Regions from separate parts of the Homo sapiens genome. Here region 2 is linked to region 1. A link is a loop called in an ENCODE intact Hi-C map of the cell type or tissue named here. Cell type or tissue: ovary. All regions are shown on one strand.

What was found. Hi-C counts contacts between places; a loop is a spot of excess contacts. Peaks named below come from ENCODE experiments on the same cell type or tissue, not always from the same donor. Only the 100,000 strongest peaks of a DNase experiment are listed, where the experiment ranks them.
Region 2: it touches region 1 in a loop (5-fold over the local background); 3 of 110 quality-filtered maps call a loop at or near these places.

Annotation. Positions count from the first base shown.
Region 1 is chr3:65,898,225-65,906,224 of GRCh38, reverse strand. The region is part of intron 1 of MAGI1 (membrane associated guanylate kinase, WW and PDZ domain containing 1); the gene reads left to right. MAGI1-IT1 (MAGI1 intronic transcript 1) reads left to right here. Exons shown (of 3, transcript NR_145422.1): 2 at 3,417-3,628. All of the region lies in intron 1 of MAGI1-AS1 (MAGI1 antisense RNA 1), which reads right to left. Among named protein-coding and RNA genes, the nearest start is that of MAGI1-AS1, 8.4 kb to the right of the region's middle. RefSeq lists enhancers at 2,533-3,432, 3,433-4,333 and a silencer at 4,657-4,951. In ovary, no CTCF peak of the experiment used is centred here; a DNase peak (open chromatin) is centred at 3,723; H3K4me3 peaks cover 730 bases.
Region 2 is chr3:66,054,275-66,062,274 of GRCh38, reverse strand. No RefSeq gene overlaps it. Among named protein-coding and RNA genes, the nearest start is that of MAGI1, 19 kb to the right of the region's middle. RefSeq lists an enhancer at 5,674-6,196. In ovary, no CTCF peak of the experiment used is centred here; no DNase peak of the experiment used is centred here.

The sequences.
Region 1 (8,000 bases):
TCAGACCATCAGTCTCCCTTTCCTAGTTTAGTCCTATTTCGAGTAATATATTCTTTTTATTATTAGATGCTACCATTTTCAAGATGTGCCTTCATAGTAACAGTATATTTTCAGGGAGAAGAATGACACACTTCTGCATTATTAGCTAATGGAAAACACATGCTCAAATATAGTGATGTTAAAGAAACCAAGTGAGCAAAAGCAAGGTTATGTTTTTAATAAGAGAATGCCTTAATTGTGGATAAACCATCCCAGAAACTCTTTTATTTCGGTATTTTAAAAACACTTGGAGAACTCTTTCTTATATCCGGAAAGCACCACAAAAATCTGTCAGATGAAAAGTCTGTTCTGATCTGTGTGGTGCATTCCTGCCTAGATATGTAGTCATTTACTACTGTGTAGTATAATTTGAGTAGAGTGCAGTCCTCAACTAAGTTGTTAGACTACATTTTGTCCTTTTTCTGTAACTTCTGAGTAGTGTACTCTAAATTTGCTCTGTAGACCTGAGCTGAGGTGCAAAGTCTGTTTTTGTTAACCTGTGCACAATGGTATAAATATAGAAATTGAGACTTAGAATTTAGAAATGTAATAGTAATTGGCTGAGTGTGTAATCCTAGCTCCTTGGGAGACTGAGGTGGGAGGATCATTTGAGCCCAGGAGTTCAAGACTGATGTGGGCGACAGAGTGAGACCCTGTCTCTAAAAAAATAAGAAAAAGAATTTTTTTTTTTTTTTAAGGCAAGGTCTTACTCTGTCACCCAGGGTGTGTACACCACAATGCCCAGCTAATTAGAAAAAAAAAATATTTCATAGAGATGAGGTCTCACTAGGTTGCCCAGGCTAAGAAAAAGAAATGTAATTGCACAAGACAGTTGTCTATCTGTTGAGTTTAATAATTAAAAGTTGGGTCTTGTATTTTGTAGGGTGTGCTTGTGTTTTTTCTGGTCATTAATTTTTATTATCTTTTGATACTTTGGGAAATAAGAAACAGCTGGTCCTTTCTCACAACTAGTTTGAGAAGCAGTGCTCTAAAACAGTAGTTCTCAACCCTAGCTGAATATCATATCATTTAAATCACATAAACCAGATTTAATATCAATTAAATCAGAATCTTGGGGATATAGCATAGGCATCAGTATTAGTGTTATTCTTATTTTTAGTATAATTTTTAAGCTCCCCTGTGTATTGTAATGTGGGGTTCTGGTTAAGATCCCCTATACGGAGTACCTAATTTTGTTGAATCATATTGATTTCCATTGCAGAGAAAGTTCCAGGATGAGGCGTTTTCTTGTCCTGTTACCTGCTTAAGCTTTGTCTCCAAATGCTGTCCAAAGAGGGGATGGGCAGCCTCAAGAGGCAGTCACCACCTTATGTGCCTGGTCACCCTCCCCATGTGGCAGGTGCTGCATCCACATAATGACCAGCATATGGCCCTGACCTCCTGGAGCTTCCAGTCTAGTGAGGAGAGGGAGGCAGGCTGTAAACAATTAAACTCTTCACTATTTTGTCAATGATACTTGTGAACTGAATGGTGGGTAGGTGATCTGTCTTAGCCAGGGTGGTCTAAGACCTGGAGAATGAGAAAGCCAGAGATAGGATTGATGGAGAAAGGGCATTCTGGGCTGAGGGATGGTGGAAGCTACATCCTAGAAGTGGGCAGAGCTTGGAGTGTTGGATGAGGGTAGGTCTGGGGTAGAACAGTGGGAGCTGGGTTGGGAAGGGCAGCAGAGGCCGGGCCGCAGGGCCCTGAAGGCCGTGGTCAGGGTTTTGGATTTTGTTCTAAGGGCAGTGGCCATTCACTGGAGGGGTTTTAGCAGGAACCAAGTTTCCTGTCACCCAGTTTGATATATCAGAGGGTGGATGTCTCTTTGAAGATGTGGTAGGTGAGAAGGGGCCTGAGATTGTGTGACCTTATCACCCTTCTAATCCTGAGAGTCAAGCAGGCAAAACAGAAACTGACATAGGGTTGGTCATTCCAGGCCATTCTTGCCCTCATGGGCTCTCCTTGCTGCATATTTTGTGAAATATCAGCCATCAGGGTAGTGGTGTCTCATTACTGTCTGGAATTAGTTGGAAAGTTGAGAACTGAATCAAAAAGTTATGGCACAATCTTGACAGCTTCCTCAAAGATTAAGTAGTCTGTGCTCCTTTCTAATTTGCTAGATTTACATGGTTTTGAGGAAATTAGAATGATTTTCTTTCTTTCTTTTTTTTTTTTGAGAAAGAGTCTTGCTCTGTCACCCAGGCTGGAATGCAGTGGCACGATCTCGGCTCACTGCAACCTCCACCTTCTGGGTTCAAGCGATTCTCCTGCATCAGCCTCCCAAGAAACTGGGACTACAGGTGTGCACCACCACACCTGGCTAATTTTTGTATTTTTAGTAGAGACAGGGTTTCACCACATTGGCCAGGCTGGTTTTGACCTCCAGACCTCAGGTGATCCTCCCACCTCGGCCTCCCAAAATGCTGGGATTACAGGTGTGAGCCACTGCGCCTGGCCTAGAATTATTTTCTGTGCCTGATTTTAGGCAAATCGAAATAAGCACTTAGGAAGTTTGAGTAAATCAAGCTGACTGGCAAGGATAAAAACAAAACCTTTCAGAAAGTACCTTCTTTTCCCTCTGTCTTAGGGAAACTGATCTCTGGAGAAGGTGTGTGTACGTGCAGGCATGCGTGTATGTGCGTATGTGTGTGTTGCATTACATTTGATAAGAACATTTCATGAGTGCTCTTTGTGTGTCAGAAATTTCATTCTTATGCTGCCCTAGGAAGTAGGCATTGCTGTTATCCTGGTTTTTTAAATGAGGAAACTGAACTCTAGAGAGAAGTTACTTGCCCACAGTCACACCTGAGTTAGAAACGGCATCCAGGATACATACCCAGGACTCCTAGTCCAAGCTTCCACTTGCCACTCCTGTACTAATATTAAGACTTCAAGCTGTGGTGGCTTATGCCTGTAATCCCACCACTTTGGGAGGCCAAGGTGGGAGGATCGTTTGAGCCCAGGAGTTCAGAACCAGCCTGGGCACCATAGAGACCCTGTCTATACAAAAAATAAACAACATTGGCTGGGAGTGTTGGTGTGTGCCAGTAGTCCTAGTCCCAGCTGCTTGGGAGGCTGAGGTGGGGGGATTGCTTTAGCCTGCGAGGTTGAGGCTGCAGTGAGCCGAGATTGCGCCAGTGTACTCTAACTTGGGTGACAGAGTTATACCTCTCCCCACCACTCCCCCCAAAAAAGACTTTGAGCTGAGAACCCCTGCTGATTTTTACTGGATTGACCTTGGTGTTCTCATTCTAGCCATTTAGTGACACCTATGACCCTTTCATTCTATTCCTTTTGATCCTTAATTTCTGATTTTGTTAAAGCTCCTTAAGGCAATTTTCATTTTCTCTCTGCTTTCCTGGTAATGTTGGCAGGGTGATGCTGCTGATCTGGTCTGATTCCCAAGCTGGAGGTAATGGCGTGTGTCCTGCCCTAGTGCTGCTCCCTGATGGGGAGCATGCTCAGTTTCCTGCATTCAGGTACGAGCAGAGACTTGGCAGGATCCGCCCCGTTCAGAGTTGCAGGAAGAGCCCTGGATGCCTGTCGCAAATTGGAATAAGTGGGAGGGAGCCACAGGCTGGTACAGGTAAGAGAGCTCAAGCTCTGTCTTTTCACAGCTAAAACTTAGCCCTTCTGCTGTGATTCTTAGGAGGGCCAGGGGTGCTTCCTGCAGGAATGAATGACTTGTAGGAGCTTACTTTACATACGCAAGGGGCTGGGCTGTGGCTGCCTTCTCAAGTTCTCAAGTCCGTGTCTAGGGGCTGCTATCTTCCTGAATTGCTGCGAATTTTACTGCTAAGGAACCATCTTGGCTGAGTTTGTTTTCATTCTACTATATGAGGTTGGGCTTGCATTCAGACTGGGAGCAGTCTGTGGCTTCCCTCCTTGTCAGATACTTTGGAGGTGGGAGCAGTGTTCAGGAACCTGATTCTCTAGGCAGACACAATTGCGATGTGAGAGTTTTCTCTCTCCTACAGCTTTGCTTGTTTGTCTCCCTCGTATTTGTAAAGCAGTAAAATACCAACCTGTAAGATTATTGTTTAGTAAACATAAGCAAATCCAGACATTTATTCCCTACTATTGCTATATTTAGAAATGATCATTAATCCATATCAGAGAACTCTCACAAATATATGTTATTTTTGCATTCCTTAGCGTTTAATAAATATCATGGGGAAACATTAAGAAGTATGTTATCCTTTTGAGGAGACCAGTCTTGGTAGTTCTTTTTGTGTAGTGAAAATGATGTATTAAAAAAAATAATGAATTTTAAAACCTCGTAAGTATTTTCTGCAGCAAAATAAGGATGTACTTGTAAAAGTGCTAATTATTGGAACCCTGTGGGATAGCAGGCATTTGTGAGTTTTTAGGCATTCTGGGATGTATACATGCAAAATTGTGGAGGGTGCTGAGGAAATGAGAACAGTAGAATTAGTCTATACAAAATTTGCCTTTTTCGCAGAATCTGGGGATTGGACCAGAGCCCCGATATAACTTGAACAGAAGTTATTTGTGTATGTAGATAAATGATTTTCACCGTTCTGAAGCTTAACAGAAATATTTTCAATAGGGAAAAAACCTTGCCGTTGCAGTTCTTTATTTTCCACAGCGATAGCAAGCCACAAGTGAGAGAATGTTTTTAATTGAAATCACATAACTTCATCTCAGCCAACTTCCAATTGCTTCCCCTTTGCAGCGTTTTGCCAGAGTTTCAAACAAGACTGTACAAGAAAGGAAAAGAATGTGGTATTCACAGATACTAAAACATTGTAAAAACAACGCTCATATCTCCAGCCAATTTCGTCACCACGTGACTCTCACCCTTCCACCGAGGATGAACAGAAATGTCATCCATACACTTTCTCTGAGCTCCCAGTCTCTGGTCTGGGCCTGCATGGTGGATTCCTCATCATTGGAAAGACCACCCTGGGCTATTTTGCTCTTCCTTTTGTGTGGCGTCATCTTTTATTTTTTCCTTGTCTCTGGATTGTTTTGGTTAGAGAGGAATAGTCTTTATGTTGGGCTCTGCGTTGCAAGTAGTATAAATGCTCTTGAGCAAAAATAAAAAGAGGATGTTTACTGTAAGGGTATCTGAAGCATACCCAAGGTAAGGGTTATCCAGTGTAGGCCAGTTTTGGAAACACCCCGGGACTAAGACTTTGAACCTTATCAGGTTTTTCTGTAGGTATTTTTCATTTCCTGCTGAATGCGCTCTTACTTCATTCTTCTGTTCTCTCAAAATAGACTGATCTGCTTCCCAGAGCCTGGCTGTCCACACTCCTAGCATATACTTCTTCCTCTCAAGGGTTCATCCAGACTGAAGCTGGAATCTCTTAGTTCTGATTGTAAATACCAGGGAGAAGGATTCTCAATGGTTCATAATAGGTCAGATGTCTGCACCTGTGGCCAGCGTAATGGCGTTCTATGCGAAAATGATGGCTGAAAGTATGTCTTTTGTAACCTATAGGGGTAAGAAAATGGCTAGAAGACTGGGGAGACAGGGTATTCATCTGGTAACCTGGTGGTGTTCACCACAGTTGCCTTTTTGTGTTTCTTTGTGGGGCCTCTTACTAACTCCCTCTTCACGCCAATTTCAAGTTCATCAAAACCTAGTCAAATGGTGAGTATTTATATGTGTGGTGTTGGACAGACAGATATGGCTAAGTAATTCTGTACTAGTATATTATGATTAAGTGAACATTTATTGAGTGCTTACCATATACTAAGCCCTTTTTCAAGTCTAACACTAGGCAAATAATACATGACTCTTTTAATTTTTGCTCACACCTTTATCACCTCTTCCCAATTATAACACTGTGTTTTCTGTCTACCTCTTACACATCATGTTCATTGTAGTGAGTGAGAAGTTATCTTGAAGGTTGGTTAGTGATGTTGTGACTTTTACCTTTTATGTCCTGGGTGATGGATGGGATTTTTAAGAGTTAATGAGTCCAAGGATGCCTGACATAGGAAAGACACGATGTTGCGTGTGTCCTTGCAATAACGTGCAAAGCAAGACGATGGGTGTATACTGCCTATCTCTTGTCCCCAAGACAAATCCATTAGTGTAGAAAGCTCGTTTTTTTTTTTGGGTCCAGGTAATTGTAATCATGGGACACATGATAATGTAAAAGCTAATCTGAAATTCTTTTGGAACTTTGATTACTCCCTTTGATCTAAGTATGTAAGTGATTAACTGCAAGATATGTGAAAAATGTTCCTTTCCCCTCATCTTTGGAAGCAAGATCTGTATTTCTGTGGGTGCAATGCCATCTTAGCACTCTCACTTTGGACTTGACCAAGACTTCTATGGTATCTGAAAAATTAGTGCATCAGGAAGGGTTTATTTTAATTTGGGTTCCTTAATCCAGTTTTAACTTTATCCCCCTTTGAAAGTCCCATTCAGAATGTAAGCAAGTTAGCAGAAGTATATATGAAACTGTATTAGATATATCTTTGGGGCTCCATATGTATGGAGAATTAACATTGGCACCAAGGCCCTTGCTGCAAATTCATTTTTCCAGCATAAAACATGAGAATAGGTCATAGTTGTTCTTTCTGTTTTCAGCTCTCTTAATTTTATTCCCCTGGTATTGTTGTCTGTAGGGATTTTTATCCCAGTTATGTCACAAAAGGATGGTAGTGTTTTGCCATGGTGGCATTTCCATTATCTGTCAGCACCTCTGAAATGATCTCAGTTTTTTCTGAGGTTGACATTTCCTCCCCTGCCTTCCTGTGATCTGTTTTCATTTCTTGATAAGTCTGATTTCTTCAGCGGAATGGTCATAATGGGACATGTTATTAGTAAGAATTGTAAAGAGAAAATGGACCTGAGTAGTTATGAACTTCCTTCCTCTGATGACTCTTTTCCTGGAGCTGAATCCTCACATTTTACTTTTTCCACTGTGAATGTATTTTCTGTTTTGAAAGATATCCATTTAGAATATATTACTTAAAACACCTTTAGGCTGGGCGTGGTGGGTCACACCTGTAATACCAGCACTTTGGGAGACTGAGGTAGGAGGGTTGCTTGAGCCCAGGAGTTCCAGACCAGCCTGGGCAACATGGCGAAACCCGTCTCTACAAAAAAATTAGCTGAGCGTGGTGGTGGTGTGTGCCTGTAGTCCCAGCTGCCCAGGAGGCTGAGGTGGGAGGATCACCCGAGCCTGGGAAGTTGAGGCTTCAGTGAGGCAAGATTGTGCCACTGCACTTCAGCCTGGGCTGCAGAGTGAGACCCAAGTCTCAAAAAAAAATTTTTTTAAATTTTCTTTAATTATTTAAAAATATATTTACTTAAATTGACAAATAATAATTGTACATATTCATGGGGTACATATGATATTTTGAAAACATATAATGTATAGTGATCAGATCAGGGTAATTAGCATATCCATCTTCTCAAACATTTATCATTTCTTTATGTTGGGAATGTTCAATATTTTCCTTCTAGCTAGTTGAAACTATACAATATATTATTATTAACTATTACTTTGCCTTTGGTTGCTGTCATTTTCATTTGCTTTTCTATGTCAGTATATTTTGAAGGACTTTGTATACTAAGTGTTTCAAAATAATAGGAACTTTTGTGAAATGAGACATAGCAAATGAAGGAGCCATGAACTTACTCCTATTTTCTATACCTGTCAACAATTTGAATTTCAGGGTTCTTTTGTTTTGTTTTGTTGTTTTTCTTTATTTGTGTATATAATTTTTTTACACGTACATATGTACACATACAAATGAACAAGCCTGTGTGCATTTAATTTTTACAAGTAAATGCCTACTTTTTATGATGCCACACTAAACTCTTCCATATTACTGCCTTTCCCTAGGGTTTTGTAAAATAGTGCTTTATCTCCAAGCTACTACCCAGCCGCCTTTTATTTAAAGTGTTCAGTGGACCATTATTTGGGATGAATAAAAATTCGATGTTATGCCACAGAAAGGTAGGATTTTGG
Region 2 (8,000 bases), 160 kb before region 1:
GAATCTATGAAAAAGGGATGTGAGAGTTTTTTAATACTATTCTTATAATTTTTCTTGACACTTGTAATGATTTATGAAAAGAAGTTTAAAAATTACATACATATAAAAAACAGCATTCCTAATAGCACAAAGGTAGGAATGAAAATTCCGAGCACACACCCTCTGCAGCTGGGTATCATTAAGAATGATGTCCCATTGTGACCAAATATTAAAAGTTTGATCCGCCATGGTGAATTTCCATGAATTTGGGCAATAAAATGAAACATTCTCCCAGTCTAGGGTTTTATTATCATTCCCCTGGGAATGTATACTTGGTCAGATATTCTTTATTTTGGCACCAGGTCACCCGCCATTCCAGAATGTGTTTTGAAGTCAATTCATCTCTTAGGCCATCCAAATATTGAAAATGTCATTAAAATATAAGGTAAAACTGAACAGGTTTTTATCCTGAAATTCCCCCAGTCCATTCCTATTTCTCTTCATCATTGGGGAATTTTTGCTTGTAATCTGAAGTCCCTAATGAGCTTAGACTCTTGATTGGTCAAACATAACTTTGCCCCGATTTAAAGTTTTTTCCTCATTTAACAATGTGATTTATATGCTAACTTACACATATCTCAGGAGGTGAAGGATTCAAATACCAGCCATGACTTGGGACTTTAAAAGAAATAACTTTGTGTAGGCTCAGTTATACATGGAGAGAAAATTCTTACCTCATGGAGATGATGTAAGAGACAATTATCATTTGCAAAACGTCTCAAGGTCTTAAGATGAAAGGGGTCATTTGGGTGTATCAGACTGTCATTTTTATTATGGGTTCTCTCACATTTCTTTGATATTATACAGAGCACAATCATTTTAGCCTGTTTCCTCAGAAGTCTATGAAGGTGGTTGCCTCATTTTGCCCATTAAACAAATGAATTTACTTTCCCTTGGCTGCAGGAAATGTTCCTATCAATGGAATAAAAAATAAAGAAACTCATAGGCCTAGCCATGTTGCTTCTCCTTTATTTTCACTGGGTGACTAACTTAGCTATTTTATTTTCAATTATTGTTTGGCTTTATTTTTTATAAGAGATGAGGCCTCGGTCTGTTCTGAGGCTGGAGCACAGTGGCCATTCAGAGGCACAATCATGGCACGCTACAGCCTTGAACTCCTGGGTTCTGGATCCTCCTGCCTCAGCCTCCCAAGTAGCTGGGTCTACAGGGGTGCACCCCCATGCCTGGCTTGTTTTACTCAATTTTTGTCATGTTATTGTTTCAGTTTAATTTCATTAAACAAACTAATTTTACCTTAGTATGTTTGAATCATAAGCACATGGCCAAATAAATTCCACCAATAGTTATTCAGCACCTACCATGTGTTAGGCACAGAGAGAAAACGGATAGACAAATAGACTCAGTCACTGATCTCATGAAGCTCAGAGTCCAGTCAAGGAGAAACAAGAGAAACAATCACACGATTAAGTATTTAATTTTATTTTTCTGTTTTTATTTTTAAATGTTTTTAGATGGAGTCTTGCTCTCTTGCCCAGGCTGGAGTACAGTGGCCCGATCTCAGTTCACTGCAACCTCCGCCTCCTCAATTCAAACTTTTCTCCTGCCTCAGCCTCCCAAGTAACTGGGATTATTGGTGTGTGTCACCATGCCTGGCTAATTTTTTGTGTTTTTAGTAGAGATGGGGTTTCACCATGTTGGCCAGACTGGTCTTGAACTACTAACCTCAAGTGATCCGCCTGCCTTGGCCTCCCAAAGTGCTGGGATTACAGGCGTAAGCCACTGCACCCAGCCAAATACTTCATTTTAAAGTTTGGCAAAGGCATAAACAGAAAGTAAAGAATGAGACAAGGGATTATAAAGATGGGCTTGATGTAAATCAATTTCTAATAGATCTTTCCAGTTCTGGTTGTAATGAATGTGATCACAGATTTTTCTCATAGGTCAGTTATTTTAATAACACATTAATTTGTCAGAAACCATGCATCTAGGCCACAGGAAGAGTTCAGAATCATTTTCTTATCAATGCTTCTTATTTTCTCAGAGTTTTAATATTTTTGAGGATTACATGATGAAATGGAATATTGCAACTGTAGAAAAAAATGGCAAATACTGAGCCAAAATTGGTTCTTACATACTTGTTGGTAAAAATCAAGAGGAAATTAAATATTTTTTAAAAGCACAAAATAAACAATATTGTAGCAATGAATTAAGGAACAAACTATAGGACTCACTTCCATTCCTGAGATAACATCTAGTTAGTTATTAAATGCTTTCTATCTCTATAGAGTAAAGGCTCAATAAATGATACATTTGTTGGGCTCATACTGCCTTTTTCACTTAAAAGTATTGAATAATCTTGCATAGAAATGACCCCCTTCTGGTACACATCCAAGATTGAGTACTGAAATAACTGTAAAACTCTCATAGGCAGTCTCTTAAGTACAGTTACACATCGCTTAACGAGGGGGTCATGTTCTGAGAAATGTACAGGTAGCAGATTTCCTCATTTTTTGCACACCGCAGAGTACACTCACAAAAACCTAAATGGAACAGCCTACTACACACCTAGGTTTTATGGGATAGCCTGTTGTTCCCAGGCTGCAAACCTGTGCACCATGTTACTGTGCTGAGCACTCTGGGCAATTGCAACAGAATGGTAAGTATCTGTGTATCCAAACATATCTAAATATAGAAAATGGGCCAGGCCTGGTAGCTCACGCCTGTAACCCCAGCACTTTGGGAGACTGAGAGAGGAGGATCCCTTGAGCCCAGGAGTTTGAGACCAGACTAAGCAACATAATGAGGTTCTTGTCTTGATGAATTTTTTTTAAAAAAACTAGCTGGGCGTGGAGGTGCACACCTGTGGTTCCAGCTACTTGGGAGGCTGAGTTAGGAGGATTGCTTAAGCCCGTGAGGTGGAGGTTGCAGTGAGCCATGATCACACCACTGCACTCCAGTATAGGAAACAGTAAGACCCTGTCTCGAAAGAAAGAAAGAAAGAAAGGAAAGAAAGAAAGATGAAAGAAAGAAAGAAAGAAAGAAAGAAAGAAAGAAAGAAAGAAAGAAAGAAAGAAAATGTATAGTAAAAATACAGTACTAAAATCGAATGGGACCAATGTTGTATATGCAATTTGTCACTGACTGAAACATTGTTATGTGTTGCGTGGCTTGTGTTAATAGGTCTAAATAACCACAGAGGACTAGACATTCATTGGACCTATCACCTGCTTCTTAAATAAGCATGTGATATTAGGCCCTGGAGGTAACAATCAGCACTTAAAATACTCCCTGGCACATACTGACTGCCCCAAAATATTTGTTGATAAATGAATGGATGGATCAATGAATGAGAAAAAGAAATCTATCTATTTGTAGGAGAAAAGAGGGTTATATGCCAAAAACTAAGCAACCAAACCCAGTTTTTGAATTCTTCTACTCAGCATCTCAAATTTAAAACTTTTGGTTCAACAGCCTGTGTTTACATAGGCTATTGTTTAGAAGAGTTGATACAGCTTTCAAACAAAGCAGCATGTACAACACTTGTTGCAGCTTTGTATATGGTAGCTAAAGGTTACAGCCTGTAATCCCAGCACTTTGCGAGGCCAAAGTGTGAGGACTGTTTGAGGCCAGGAGTTCAAAACCAGCCTGGGCAACATAGCAAGACCCTGTCTCTATAAAAATCTTTCAAAATTAGCTGGGTGTGGTGGTGCGTGTCTGTAGTCCTAGCTACTTGGGAGGCTGAGGCAGGAGGATCTCTTGAGCCCAGGAGTTCCTGTTACAGTGAGCTGTGATTGCACCACTGCACTCCAGCCTGTGTTACAGAGCAAGACCCTATCTCAAAAAAAAAAAAAGTTAACAACCTAAATGACTCCCTGTAGGAGCTTGGTTAAATAAATTACAGAACCAAAAAATGAAATAGTTTGCAGCTGTTTAATAATTTTAAGTACACTTCCTCAGATACCTGAGAAGGTATTTGTTGCTGTTGCTTCATTTCACTGATTAAACAAATTCCCCCCACCACCCATTTACAGGTAGGGTTCATAGCAATAAAATGAAGAATGAAAAATTTTGGTCATGTTGCCCTGTTTAAGAAGCAGCTTAAATATTTTCTGATGCGGAACAACCTCTAAGATACATTTCTGAGCAAAAATAGCAACGGTAATATAGTACCATTTGTGTAAATTAAAGGGAAGATCTATGCACAGAATATCTTAGAAAGTACACACAAGGAAATGTGCAACAACTAAACTGTTGCCTTTGGAGAGAGGAACTGAGATGAGTAGGATGGATACCCTCTTCTCACTGTATACCTCTTTGTATGGTTGGCATTTTTCTAAAAAAACACACATATTTTTACTTAGTCAAAATTTCATTTTTATATTTAAGGGATAAACTCTTGGAAGATTTCACTTAAAAACAAAACAACTTAAAAGAAGATGGATCTTGGAGCAATTCCACCCTCATTCTGATATTCTATAGATGCTGCTGTATTTTTAGAGTGCACAGAACTGTTTCTGGATTTCTATCACCCTTACCAGCTAGGACAATTTGGATACCAGTTACAGAAGTTCCAATTTAAACAATAAATAGAATCTAGGGCCTTACCTAGCAGAAAAGTCTAGAAGCAGAGTATGCTTCACATGTGATTTGATTCCAGGCTTGACCCCTGTTTCTCTTCAATTCTTTCAATCTGGCCTCCTCTAAATTAACACTGTCCCCAGGCTTGGATCCCCTCTTGGTGGCAAAAAAAAAAAAAAAAAAAAAGTCGCCCCCCACCCCACCAGGCCCTGTACCTACACCATCATCACCAAACTGTGCAGAATGAAGGGTGCCTCTGTCCCTGCATTACAAGTACAACCAACCAGCATATTTTATTTATTTTTATTTTTTGAGACAATCTTGCTCTGATGCCCAGGCTGGAGTGCCGTGGTATAATTTCAGGTGACTGCAACCTCCACCTCCTGGATTGAAGTGATTCTCCTGCCTCAGCCTCCTGAGTAGCTGGGACTACAGGCATGCGCCACCACACCTGGCTAATTTTCGTATTTTTGTAGAGATGGAGTTTTGTCATGTTGGACAAGCTGGTCTCAAACTCCTGGCATCAAGGGATCCACCAGCCTTGGCCCCCCAAAGTACTGGGACTACTTCCCTGTATGTTGCGGGAAGTCAGGAACATGAAACGGAGGGACCGGCTGAAGCCATGGCAGAAGAACGTGGATTGTAAATCTTTCATGGACATTTATTAGTTCCCCAAATTAATACTTTTATAATTTCTTATGCCTGTCTTTACTGCAGTCTCTGAACATGGATTGTGAAGATTTCATGCACACTTATCACTTCCCCAATGGATACCCTTGTCATTTCCTATGCTTGTCTTTACTTTAATCTCTTAATCCTGTCATCTCGTAAGCTGAGGAGGATGTATGTCGCCTCAGGACCCTGTGATGATTGCGTTAACTGCACCAATTGTAGAGCATGTGTGTTTGAACAATATGAAATCTGGGCACCTTGAAAAAAGAAAAGGATAACAGCAATGTTCAGGGAACAAGAGAGATAACCTTAAACTCTGACCGCCGGTGAGCTGGGCGGAACAGAGCCATATTTCTCTTCTTTCAAAAGCAAATGGGAGAAATATCGATGAATTATTTTTCTCAGCAAGGAATATCCCTGAGAAAGAGAATGCGTCCCTGAGGGTGGGCCTCAAAAATGGCCCCCTTGGGTGTGGCCATTTTTTATGGTCAAGCTGTAGGGATGAAATAAGCCCCAGACTCCCATAGCGCTCCCAGGCTTATTAGGACGAGGAAATTCCCGCCTAATAAATTTTTGGTCAGACTGGTTGTCTGCTCTCAAACCCTGTCTCCTGATAAGATGTTATGAATGACAATGCATGCCGAAACTTCATTAGCAATTTTAATTTCGCCCCATCCTGTGGTCCTGTGATCTCGCCCTGCCTCCATTCGTCTTGTGATATTCTATTACCTTGTGAAGCACGTTATCTCTGTGACCCATACCCTATTTGTACACTCCCTCCCCTTTTGAAAATCACTAATAAAAACTTGCCAGTTTTATGGCTCAGGGGGCATCACGGAACCTACCGACATGTGATGTCTCCCCTAGACGCCCAGCTTTAAAATTTCTCTCTTTTGTACTCTGTCCCTTTATTTCTCAAACTGGCCGACACTTAGGGAAAATAGAAAACAACGTACGTGAAATATCAGGGGTGAATTTTGCCTGATATCTGGCTGAATTTCCCCCGATACCTGTAGTTACAGCTACTTGGGAGGCTGAGGCAGAAGAATCACTTGAACCCGGGAGGCGGAGGTTGCAGTGAGCCGAGATCATGCCACTGTACTCCAGCCTGGGTGACAGTGAGACTCCATCTCAAAAAAAAAAAAAAGAAAAAGAAAAAAGAATACTGTTTTACCATGTGGTCATTTCACTTATTAATACAAAGTATTAAATGAGCAAAGGAGCACCCATCTATGATATGCACAATCACCAAGTCAAGATAGAAACCCTGCCCCAACTCAGTATCATGAATGTCCCATTTGGATTCCTTTCCCCCACGGAAGGAGTTCCCCATGGTCCTGGTCAGCTTCTATCTGTGGTTTTGAAATAGAAATCACAGCTTTGAATACTGCCGAATTTGCTGGCCTTTTCTAAACCTGGAATCTGGCAGAACCAACTACTCCCAAAATGCAAGCTGCATTTTCACTATTGAGGCTTTCAGATGGTTATGTCAGATTGTTTGAGTTGTTAGACAGCCAGTCAGCCAGTCAATAAATACAAACTGTGCCCTTTCTGTGTGCCACATTCTGAGTAGGTACTTAGCATGCAGTAGTTAACAAGACAGGGTCCCAGCTGCCCCCCTACCCCTTGCCCAGCTTGGTCCAGCAGGGAAGGCAGACGGCAAACATATTTATTTAAACAGCTACATACAAACTGCAAGAAATCCTGTGTGATTTGTCCCTTGCTCCTGTCTTTCAGCTCCTCAAGGATGCCTCCCCCCTCATTCTCTGCAAGTCAGACACTGGATCTTTTATTTCCTAAAACTAGAGCTGTTTCTTTTCACCCCTGTGAACAAAGACTCTTCCCTCTATAAGGGAAACACCCTTCCAGTACCATATTCTTTTGTTGTTTTTTTGAGACAGTCTAGCTCTGTCAACCAGTTTGGAGTGCAGTGGCAGGATCTTGGCTAACTGCAACCTCTGCCGCCCAAATTCAGGCGATTCTCGTGCCTCAGCCTCCCTGCTAGCTGGGATTACAGGGATTACATCCCATGGCCAGCTAATTTTTGTATTTTTAGTAGATATGGGTTTTACCATGTTGGCGAGGTTGGTCCCAAACTCCTGGCCTGAAGTGTTCCTCCTGCCTCAGCCTCCCAAAGTGCTGGGATTATAGGCATGAGCCACTGTGCCTGGCCTGCAGGAGTATGTTTAATGTCTGCTGGAAAAACCTACTTTTCTGAGAATATGAGGGCTTTCAATGCCTGCTCAATTATTTTGTCTCTTGTCACAAGACACAAAGGATATCCTTGTTCTTAGGAAATACATACTAAAAATAATATTTAATATTGAGGATGATTGGTTAAAAAAAAGGAACCTGGGTGCAGTGGCTTATGCCTGTAATCCCAAAACTATGGGAGGCCTGGCCTCTTCCAGTACCATATTAATCACTTCTTCTTCTCTGGATTTCAGTTGAAACTACATTTCCTAAGGGAATACTTCCCTCAGATTCGATCAGGTGTCTTTATAGTGTCTTCCAGCCATGTCTGCATTTTCCGCTTGGCACACAGTCCCTTTAGAATTAGACATTTATTAGGCAGATATTTGATTACTATCTGTCTCCCCAGCCAGACTCTATGCCCCATGAGGGTAAGAGTATTTGCCTATTGTTTTCCACTTTGCTTTTCCATGCCACACCAAGCAGACTGTCATCTCAGGGCCTTGGTTCTTGCTGATCCTACTGCCCAGAACACTGTCTCCCAGATAGCTACTTGA